Regions from separate parts of the Mus musculus genome. Here region 2 is linked to region 1. The links are chromatin contacts, found by POLR2A ChIA-PET in ENCODE. All regions are on one chromosome and are shown on one strand. The core of a region is the stretch at or near the end of the contact, and the rest is flanking DNA. Distances in the headings are between cores, read along the strand shown. Region 1 holds the start of Cse1l (chromosome segregation 1-like (S. cerevisiae)). Region 2 holds the start of Arfgef2 (ADP-ribosylation factor guanine nucleotide-exchange factor 2 (brefeldin A-inhibited)).

Region 1 (5,566 bases), core at 1,123-3,622:
TCCAGTGCCTTGCTTGTACTTATACACGACATTTCACCTATACGGATGTGCATACCCAACACACAGGGAGGGGCAGGAGAGGTGCTCCTCCATGGGTGAAAGCACTGGCTGCTCTTCCAGGGGACCCAGGTACTGTTTCCAGCTCCCATGTGTCACCTCCAGCTCTGTGGGAAACAGCGCTCTCCTCTGGCCTCTTTGGGCACTGCATGCATGTGGCACACAGAAAAGAAAAAAACCTTAACATTAAATATACATATATTTGGACTAGAGAGGTGGCTCAGAGGTTAAGAGCACTGTCTGCTCTTCCAGAGGTCCTGAGTTCAATTTCCCAGCAACCACATGGTGGCTCATAACCATCCACAATGAGATCTGGTGCCCTCTTCAGGCATGCAGGCATACATGCGGGCAGAATATTGTATACGTAATAAATAAATAAATCTAAAAAAAAATTACCTAGCAACAGAGCCTGGTGGTGGTGGCAGTGGCACATCTTTAATCCCAACATTTGGGAGATGGAGTCAACCAGATCTCTGTGAGTTCGAGACCAGCCTAGTCTACAGCTCTGTCTTCCAGGACAGCGACAGCTACACAGAAAAACCCTGTCTCGAGAAGTCATAAGCAAACCAAACCAATCAAACAAAAAACCCCAGAACATCTTTACTGAGCAGCTGGGGTGTGCTGAGTGTTGGAGGCACGGCTATAAAGAAGAGCAGTAAGACTTAAGCTCTTGTGTAGAAGAAACACAAGAAACTCACACGCCTTGCAGACAGCATGAGGAGGAGGGCTGAGGGTAGAAGCACTTGCTGCCAAGACTGAGGGCCAGGGTTCAATCCCTGGGACCCACAAGCTGGTGAGACCTGACCTCACACAGCTACCATGGCACCCACGCACCCCTCCTGTTACATAAATTAACTCAGGATGATAGAATGAAGTCAAGCCAACCAGGTAAGATACAGAAAACCCAGTTTAGGGCTGGCGAGATGGCTCAGTGGTTAAGAGCACCGGCTGCTCTTCTGAAGGTCCTGAGTTCAAATCCCAGCAACCACATGGTGGCTCACAACCATCCGTAATGAAATCTGATGCCCTCTTCTGGAGTGTCTGAAGACAGCTACAGTGTACTTACATATAACAAATAAATAAATCTTAAAAAAAAAAACAGTTTAATGAGAACCTTACATAAACAATGCATGCTTTTGAGGGTAAGCGTTCCCATGAAGTATCGATTATGAAAATGAGTGTTTGTGACCTGGAATTCATGGCAAGCTAGGCAGCCTGTCCTTTACTGGCTAAAACGCAAAGTGAGCCAGCTACTCCTGGACCCAGAGACAGGAAGGAACACATATCAGTGCAGTAAAGTGGGGTAAGCTTGTAGCAGAGAGGAACAGAGAAGGCAAGCTAAGCTGGCTTCTTCAGCCCGGTCTTACTACAGAACACTAGGCTTCAGTCTTGATCAAAAACCTGCTTCTAGACCTTCACCTTTCTTTGCTTGCGAGGCGTACAGTCACACAACTGTCTCCTGGCTTTTGAAAAGATAAGATTTCTCTTGTTCAAGGGTCAAATGAACATCCCAGTTACCTTTAAGTTGCCACCAACTACATCGTCGTCTGAAAAAAAAAATTTTTTTTTGAGAAAGGATCTCACTGTGTAGCTATGCCTGGCCTCTGTGTAGACCATGCTGGGCTTAAATAAATGGCGATTGTCTTGCTTCTGCCTCCCAAGTGCCAAGTGGTAACAAGCATGAGCCATCGCCTTCAGCTTCTGAAATCATGTGTGTGTGAGTGAATGAATGTGGGTGTCTTCATCCATTGCTCTCTTAGTTTTCAAGGCTGGATCTCTTATGGAAACAGAAGCTCACCAATTAGCTAGACAGGCCGGCCAGTAAGCCCCAGCGATCTTCCTGTGTCTGCCTCCCCAGGTACGGAATTGTAGTCAGGCTGGCTTTTATGTGGGTGCTGGGGATTCGAACTCCCGTCTTCTTCCTTGCGCAGCTATCACTTGCTTAACCAAGCGTGCTATCCCCTAGCTTGAAATTCTTACTCATTCGTTTATTCTATTTGTCCTAGAACAGACGCTCTGCTCTGTCCCTTCGCTCAGGCGTGAACGAGCACGTTCCATCCAACAGTTAGAAGCCACTAGGAGCCACTCGCAGAACCTGCTAGGGTCTGAGGAAAGAAACCCAAAACAGAAGCCTGCGTCAAAAGGCACGGTCTCTTGTGACGTCACCGCAGACCCGAGCAATGGTTCCGATTGGCCCTCGCAGCCGGGGTGGGGCCAAAGCATTCCTGGCTCCACCCCGCGTCCCGGTCTCACTCGCACATGCGCAGTGGCCGCCACCTTAGCCGCCGCGCCATTTTGCCAGGGTTTGAATGTGAGGCGGAGCAGCGGCTGGAGTGGGGTAGTGTCGGCTGCAGCTCTCGCTTGGGATTCCCTCCTCGGTCTCGGCGTCCCCACGAGGTGAGGCATGGAGCGAGCAGGGTGGCCGCGGGGACGCGGCTGAGGGAGGGGCCGATCGCTGGGAGGTGGATCTGGGCCTCAGCCCGAGGACGCGCGCCTGGTCTTCCCCGCACGCCGCCTCTGGGTCGGGCCTGACCGCTCCGGGAAGCTGGGGCAGCTTGGGGCTCGGCCTCACGCGAGCTTCTCGAGCTCCCGCCCCTTCCCTTCCAGCGTTGCTGGGATTGGTCGCGCCGCCGCGTAGGCGTCCGCGGATTGGTCAAGCCCGCGCGTCCGTTCTCGGCGCGCCGGGGCCCGCAGCGTGAGCGCTGTTCCGCGCCGAGGCCTGACCTGGCCGAGCCGGTCTGGGTCCCTGGTTCTAAAAGAGGCCGGAGATCGCCCACTCTGACTTCGCGGGGCTTTGGCCTCCGCCAGAGTGGACTTGGCCCTCGGGTTTCAGCTGGCTGTGACGTTCGTGTCCCTAGGACCTAAGGAACCTACAGGCGAATGGTGTTCCCCTGCCTGGGGCTCGCCGGCTTTCCAGTTAGATAATCTGTCCCCACGCACACTCCGTCTTTCCCTAGGAGTGTAATTCAGAGCTAGTCCTTGCCTCTCTACGAATTTCCTAGTTTTTAAATAATTAGGTGATGCTGGGCGTGGAAACCGTGCTCCCTCACGTGTTGAACAATCTCTTCCACTGAAATGGCATTTTTACCCTCTCCTCAAACTTACGATTCTTCACTTGCATATTCGGTTAAGTGGCTTGAAGGTTCCGCTGACTGCAGGCTGTGTTTCCCAGAGGGCTCGCCTGAACTGCTGACCATGGCCATTCGTCTCTCCATAAGCACTGTCGCCTCCATGACCGGCTCTTTTAAGTATTCATAGTCCCGTCCTGTATGCTAAGTCCCCAGCTTTCGTGATGTTAGAAGCAGCTGACCTCAGATCTTGGCGGGGCTGCCTCCCTCCCTGCCTTTCAAGTTCCCTTCTTAGGGAGGAGTTCTCAGTTCTCACTGCGATGGCCACATCACCCACGTTTATGTGTCCTGTAGCATTGACCTTATATGTAGTAACTACTGCTTGTTTCTCACGGTTCTCATCTGCTCTGAGTTATCTTTAAGGATAACTTTTTATTGCTGGGTCCCATGTATGAGAGCCACATGGTGAATGCTCTGTTATTTTATGAAGACATGGAAGGTATCTGTCTGTCTGTCTATCTATTTATTTTGGATAAAGGGTCTTTCATAGCCCAGGCTAGACTTAGAGCGTTATCTTTCTACAAGTGTAGGCTACCACACTCAACTCTTCTTCACTTTTCCATTTGTGCAAAGGAATTTTCTCCCCTCTGGCTGTTTGGTGTTCTAGTTGGGCTTTGGGAAGCCAGTCTCTAGACAGGAATTGGTTGAGAGAGCAGTGCTTTTAACTGTGGAATTGATTTATTGCCTTATTTGTTTAATATCTCATTCTATGAAACCCTGGGAATATAGTGAAGAATCACAAGTGGACAAGGTGTCTCTCTTTAGGGAGCTCACGTTCTAATTGGAGGAGTCCGTGAGTGAGTTCAGGTATTTCAGGTCGTGACAGAGGTGACAGGTGAAGAGGTGGCGTTTGAGCAGAGACTAACCAGGGAAAGGTGAGGTGAACAAGAAACAAAAACTCAAGGACAGAAACTCACTTGGAATTCGGGGCGTCTTAGGAAAATCCAAGTCAAGTGGTGGGAAGAAGAGCTGGTGCAGGACTTTGTGGCCGTGTAAGTTTGGGTTTGATACAGAGTGGAAGCAGAGAAATGATGTAGGGACTCAGGTTACTGCCCAGACTCCTGTTGTCTTGAAGTGTGCTTAGTAACTGTTCTTTTTTTTTTTTTTTTTTTTTTTTTTTTTTTTGTGGTGTATGGGGGATATAACTCCCCCCTTTTTTTTTTTTTTTTTTTTTTTTTTTGATTTATTTTATTATTATATGTAACTACACTGTAGCTGTCTTCAGACACACCAGAAGAGGGAGTCAGATCTTGTTACGGATGGTTGTGAGCCACCATGTGGTTGCTGGGATTTGAACTCTGGACCTTCGGAAGAACAGTCGGGTGCTCTTACCCACTGAGCCATCTCACCAGCCCCAGTAACTGTTCTTTTAAAAAAGCCAAGGGTAGGGTGAGCAAGATGGATGGATGGAAAGTAACCCTAAGTGACCCCTCCCTGGCCTGACAACTGGGTTCCCTGGGACCCCAGTGCTGGAAGGGGCGAGCTGACTCCTGCACGTTGTCTTCTGACTTTCACACATATGCTGTGGCACATGTGCATATAATAAATGCCTATAGTAAAATCTCGGGGAACAGGAGAGGTGGCTCGGTAGTCAAGAGCATGTATTGGTCTTGCAGAGGACCCAAGGGTGGTTTCCAGTACCTACAGGTGGGCCAGAATTGCCTATACCTCTAGCTCCAGAGAATCTGATGGCCCCTAGCTTCCATCGACTCTTAGGTATACATACAGGCAGAAACATATACAGATACACATAAATTTGTAAAAAACTTTTAAGGTGGGAACAGATGTTAAGTTAATCTCTTGATGTATTGTTAATTTTCATTTATTGAGTTCCTTTCCCTCTTCCCAGATGCAAGGAAGGCCTCAGAAATGCTTCTCTTAGTGAGGTTGACAAAAAGACAAGAGTCTTGGACATTTTATCATGGGCGTTTGTGAGATGTTTGGGGAAAAGTATTTGTTCCCAAAACCTTCATTTTCATCTGAGGGCCCATAGGAAGAGGCTAGGCTTTCCGCTACTCAGGACTTTGAAAAGGTGTTAATGTTCTATGTGTGAGTGTTCACCTATATGTCCTTTTTTTTTTTTTTTAAAGATTTGTTTATTTTATGTGTATATACAGCTATACAGATGGTTGTGAGCCTTCAGGTGGTTGCCGGGAATTGAACTCAGGACCTCTGGAAAAGCAGTTGGTGCTCGTAACCACTGAGCCATCTCTCCAGCCCAAGATTGTCCTCTTACAACAGTTCTAAGTCATCTGGGAAGAGGGAGTGTCTAGCAGGTTGCCTGTATGCAGTCTCTGGGATTAATTCTTTTCAGGGCAGGTGGTCCTGGGTGGTACAAGGAAGCAGGCTGAGCAGGCCAGTAAACAGCACTCCTCCCTGGC
Region 2 (5,566 bases), core at 1,399-3,898, 100 kb before region 1:
AATGAGAAAGGGGGTAAATTTGCAATGTAAATAAACATCTAATTTTTAAAAATCGAACAGGATGCCATGGAAACAGGTGGTGATGGAGGGCCTTCAGAAAGGGTGCTAGAGAGGCCCCTCTTTTGTAACATTGAGCTGAAAACTACATGGCAGGCAGGGCCAGTGGCGCTTACAGCTTACAATCTCAGTGGGTAGGACATACCATTTTGTAACCAAAGGCCTCCAGTAACTATTTTGAAAAGAAACTCATGATAATAACATCTTCTATTCTCATAGTTTTAATCAATGATAATGACCTTAAAAAGATGAGCCAAGCCAGGTAGTAGTGGCACATGCCTTTGATCCCAGCGCTTGGAAGGCAGAGGTAGGCGGATCTCTCGAGGCCAGCCTGGTCTACAGAGTGAGTTCCAGGACAGCCAGGGCTACACAGAGAAACCCTGCCTCAAAAAACAAAAAAACAAAACAACAACAACAAAAAAAGGCCACAAGAAAGCAGTGTGTAAGTTACTAATTTTAATTCAGTGGACAAACAGGCACAATTACACCTGCTGCGGCTGCAGCCCTACCAGCCTTGTGTGGTATCTGTTCTGAGGCCCAGCTGTAGTTCTGAGTCACATTGTAATCAGTGGAATTTACAAACTTGAAGTGTTCCACCTGCCTCTGGACTGGACCCTCCCCCCCACCCCAGTCCAGGGGCAGAGCCCCACAAACTGAAAATACAAAAGGTCCACAAATGCTATTATAAATATTAGCTATTAGCTAGGGGACACAGTGACAATGGATATTTGAGTTGAGCATTTGAACATGGTGGCATGGGACATTCCCAAAATTTCCATGAGGAAGAACTGTCTGCTTCTTGTGAGACAAAGTATCAAGGCTGCCCTGTGGGAAAAAAGCAAGGGGTGGTGTGGGAAGCATCAGTACTGTCAAGACAAGGCCCTGTCTTCCACTCAGGTACCGGCCATGCCACACTGGCCACCTGGCTCAGTTTCTTCTCCGGTTTTGTCCTCCGTACTGGAGGCTGATGAAAACAGACCAGGAAAAGGGGAGTTGTTGGTAGCATTGGCACAGACTGGCACTTAGAAAGCAGATGTTCAGGTGTGGTGGCTTCCTCCTACAATCCCAGCTCAGGAGGGTGATAAGTTATTTCCCTGCCGGTGAATTGAGCCAATTCAAGAGAGGTAAGATTATATTAAATGTAGGTTTCCTGGGAAGCTGCGAAGCTGCTCTCAGTTGAGTTCACTGGTCCTGAGGAAGGAGGCAAGGCAAGTCGCCATGGGAAGAGAGGAAGAGTGCTTGCAGAGAGAGAGAGAAAGAGAGAGAGAGAGAGAGAGAGAGAGAGAGAGAGAAGCCAAAATGTCTGGAAGAGCCTCTGCCTCTGAGTGAAAAGGAAGGAGAAGGGCAGCCCAACCCTTGTGCTGGAAAGTTCAGGGTTGGGAGCAGGGGATGCCAGGTAGGGACTGAGGGATGCTGGGAGAACCTGGAGGCCAGGTCAGCTTTGGTATGTAAAATATGCAACTCAGTCCCTCATCCCAGAGAGGACATTGAGTTCAAGGTCAAGGACAGCCGGCGATACACATCAGGATTGTATCAAAACAACAACAACAAACAAAACAAACAAGTAAAACTCTAGCGACAGAAGGATTACTTCTTACAAACTGGCCCGCCAGGAGCTCTCTCTCCTGTGGCAGCAGGACTGTGTCCAGGGCTGGTGTGGTTTGCTGTCAGAGATACAAATCTGGAAGAGATAGACACCGTGAATATACCTTCCAGCCTACCCTTCTTTCCCCTCCCCTCCTCTCTCTTCTCTCTTCCCTTCTGGCTTCATCCTCAGTCCTGGTTCTTAACTTCCCTGAGCCTCCTTTCCATCCCTGATTTCTCTGCCCTTCCTGGATCCGGCATCTGACCTTCCCTACTCTCTGTCACCTCTCTCATTCCATTCACTTCCTTTTGCCCATCTCTCTTCTCTCGACTATTATTACTCTCACTAATTCTTTTTTTTAAAGATTTATTTATTTATTTATTTATTTATTTATTTATTATGTGTACACTGTAGCTGTCTTCAGACACTCCAGAAGAAGGCATCAGATTTCATTACGGGTGGTTGTGAGCCACCATGTGGTTGCTGGGATTTGAACTCAGGACCTTTGGAAGAGCAGTCGGTGCTCTTAAACACTGAGCTATCTCACCAGCCCTCACTAATTCTTTTTACGATTTTTTTCTTTCCCCTTTACTCCCTCTTTCGCTTTTCTCAGCATATCTAGCGCATGCTCTTAGTCTCTTCCTACCTCCGATCACTTGCATCTTTCCTTCAGGGCTGCCCATGTCTATAGGCTTTGACCTGCATTTTCTTCCCCTTCATAGTCATTGACCATCACTCCCCTACCTGGCCCGGTTATACTACTTAGACACGCCCGGACCAGCACCACTCGCGTAGGCCCCGCCCCAACCGAACAGACCACGCCCCACCACAGGTCTACTGCCCCGCCCACCCGCCCCACCCACAGAACTCCACCCCACTCTGGCTCCGCCTCCCGGCCGGCCCCCCACCCTTGGGGTCACAGGGTCGACCGACGCTCAGCAGACGCAGCGACACCGCCAGTCACGTGGTCACGTGACGCGCTGCAACTTGGCGGCGCCGTGGGGCCGGGGCGTCTCTTCCTGACAGGGCGGCGCGCACGGACGCGGCCGGTGCCGGCCGGGTCGCCGGGCCCTCAGCCTCGCTCTCCTGCTCGCTCGCACCGCCGGCTCGCGGGGTCGCCGGCCCCCGCAGGCCGGGGCCATGCAGGAAAGCCAGACCAAGAGCATGTTCGTGTCCCGGGCCCTGGAGAAGATCCTAGCTGACAAGGAGGTGAAGCGGCCCCAGCACTCCCAGCTGCGTAGGGCCTGCCAGGTGGCGCTCGGTGAGTGAGCCACCCCGGCCTGGCCCGCGCCGGCTTCCCCACGCCGGCCGTTACCCTCCGGGCCTGCTGCCCTCCACTCCTCCCAGCCCGAATCCCACCCTCCCGTCCTCTTCCGCTCGCTGTCCCCGTGGGAGCTGGTGTTGGGGCGGCCGAGACTGGCCCAAGGTCACCTAGCAAGTTGGTGACAGCCACGGCTGGTTTTCCAGCTTCCCTGCCTGGGGCCCTTGCCACGACTCCTTGTCCCGTTTCCTGGTTCCTCCCCTCACCATCTCCAAGTCCTCTGAAGCAGTAGCTCTCGATCTTAAGTTTTTCCTTCAGCGCCACTATGCTGGTTGGGGGCTCTCCCACGGGAGCGATCAGAGCAGGTCAGAGAGCTGCCCGGTTGGTGCCGAGGAACCCCGGAGGCTTGTTTGGGAAATGTCTCACTGGAGAACATTGGGGTTCCCAGGGCGCTTCGCCTGGAAGGGATGTAAGATGATCTATATTTCAGGCATTGGACAGCGTGTACGACTTCTACTCATTTTAGGGCGGGTCCCTAAAATAAAGGTTCTGTAGAGCAAAGATACTTGTCTGATTGCTTCAATGCGGTGTCCTGTGCATTTATGACAGTGCTTCGCACACAGTAGTTGCTCAGTAAATATTTGCTGGTTGAATGGATCCATGGATTGTGGAAAGACAGAAGTCTCTAGCTCCTAACTAGGTAAAAGCTCGGTAGTTGACACCAACATCAGTCTCCTATCTTTAGTTACTTCTCGAGAGCCTGTGTAGCAGGTACTGAGGAGATGTCTATGAAGGAGAAATGGAATCCTTTGTCCCTGTGGATCTTCTTAGGTTCTGATAGAGCAGACAAAACAGTACTAATAAGTACTGCTGTCAGAAAAAAGACTTAAGTGATACAGAGGACCTGAGGTCTGCTTTAGGTTGGATGGTCAGGAAAGTAGTCTTGTCTGAAAGTGTGACATTTGAGCCCAGGTCTGAAAGGTAAGAAATGTCGACTGTGTGGAGGTTCAAGAGGAAAAAAGTTGTGGACGGAGAGCGTCAGGACATTTGACCAGAGCTGTCTCCCTGTGAATTCATCGCCCTGTGCAATCCATGGGATTTGGTTAAAAGGCCTGTTGTCCTAAAAGGTTGAGTAAACAGAAGGGCTGAGTTTCTGTTAGTCACTCTTCTCCATGGGTGCAGGAGAACGTCCACTTGAGACCTTGGAATGGATTTGTGAGCTTTGCACTTCCCGGTGAATAAGATTCAGGCCTCAAATATGTGGGAAGCATTTGAGAGTCCCTAAGGGTCAGAAACTGTTGTTGATCTTGGGGGTTGCTTGAGGCCTGTGTAATCCTGAGCAGCTAATCTTGTGAAATTCAGGGTCTGTGGAAGGGATTTACTGAGACCTAAATGTTAAAGCTTTTCTGTTTTGAAAACCAGGGCCAAGAGTTGGGTTTTGTTCTATCAGGAATGTAGGGTAAGCATTGGAAAAGCAGCTGTGAGGGAGGCATGAGCCTCAGGCTGAACCCTCCTAGACTCCATTCTTGCCATAGGGCTTCACGTTTTAACTTCTTAATTTATTTTTATTTTATTTTATTTTTTGGTTTTTGTTTTTCGAAACAGGGTTTCTCTGTGTAATCCTGGCTGTCCTGGAACTCACTCTGTAGACCAGGCTGGCCTTGAACTCAGAAATCCACCTGCCTCTGCTTCCCAAGTGCTGGGATTAAAGCCATGTGCCACCACTGCCGGGCTGGCTGTCTTTGATTGCTCTCCACTTATGCAAGACAGTGTCTTTCCCTGAACTAAAGCTCACCAATTCTGCTAGCTAGCTAGCCAGCTTGCTCAAGAACCCCCTGTCTCAGCCTCCCAAGAACTTGCGCTATAGGGAGCCACCACACACGAGTGGCTTATTTGTATTTAAAAATGGGTTCTGGGGAGCCGAACGCTGGTCCTCACACTTCCACTGTGAGCACTTTACCCACTGAGCTACCCTTCCAGCCCCATACATTCCTCTTCTTAAATGAGGTTACTGAGACCCAAGAAAAGGCCTTGAGATACAGGATAAGGGGGGCACAGGTACTCTGCAGTATTTTAACTGTTCAGAAATAAAGTCTTTTCACCTAACTAAGCACATAGCTCCTATCTTAAATGATAGCTCCTTTAAGCCAGCCCTGGGTGTGAACTCCCTAACCACTGATAACAAGCCATCCCTCCAATTTCACATAACCTAGAGTGAAGTTACCTCCTGTCAGGGCCATTTCTTACACATGTGTGTATGCAGTAAGTATGCATGTTCACACATGAGAACACGTGTGTATAAATATATAATTCAAACGTGCATTTCTACAGCCTAAATTGGAAAAAATAAATCTGAACTTTTACACAAAAAATATAATCCGAGGGGAAAAAAAAAGAACCATCTAATAATGTCTCAGTGTTATGGCCCAGTATGGCTCGCAGGACAATTTAAGCAGACCCCAGCAATGTGATATTTGATGCTAAAATTTCTGAACAAGAAATTAAAACTTGGGCTGAGAGATGGCTCAGCGGTTAAGAGCACTGACTGCTCTTCCAGAGGTCCTGAGTTCAATTTTCAGCAACTACATGGTGACTCACAACTATCTGTAATGGGATCTGAAGCCGCCTTCTGGTGTGTCTGAAGACGGCTACAGTGTACTCGT

Evidence for each region. ChIA-PET counts read pairs that join two places held with the same protein, here RNA polymerase II (POLR2A).
Region 2: POLR2A ChIA-PET joins it to region 1 with 19 read pairs in embryonic stem cell. The contact joins the promoter of Arfgef2 here to the promoter of Cse1l in region 1. POLR2A ChIA-PET finds 5 or more read pairs at or near these places in 3 of 5 experiments (Patski and embryonic stem cell).

What each region holds. Positions count from the first base shown.
Region 1 is chr2:166,903,724-166,909,289 of GRCm38, forward strand. Cse1l (chromosome segregation 1-like (S. cerevisiae)) reads left to right here and starts at 2,373. Exons shown (of 25, transcript NM_023565.3): 1 at 2,373-2,454. It overlaps Gm31204 (a long non-coding RNA gene), which reads right to left and starts at 3,571. Exons shown (of 3, transcript XR_866966.3): 1 at 1,856-3,571.
Region 2 is chr2:166,802,933-166,808,498 of GRCm38, forward strand. It overlaps Arfgef2 (ADP-ribosylation factor guanine nucleotide-exchange factor 2 (brefeldin A-inhibited)), which reads left to right and starts at 2,649. Exons shown (of 39, transcript NM_001085495.2): 1 at 2,649-2,903. The coding sequence starts at 2,783.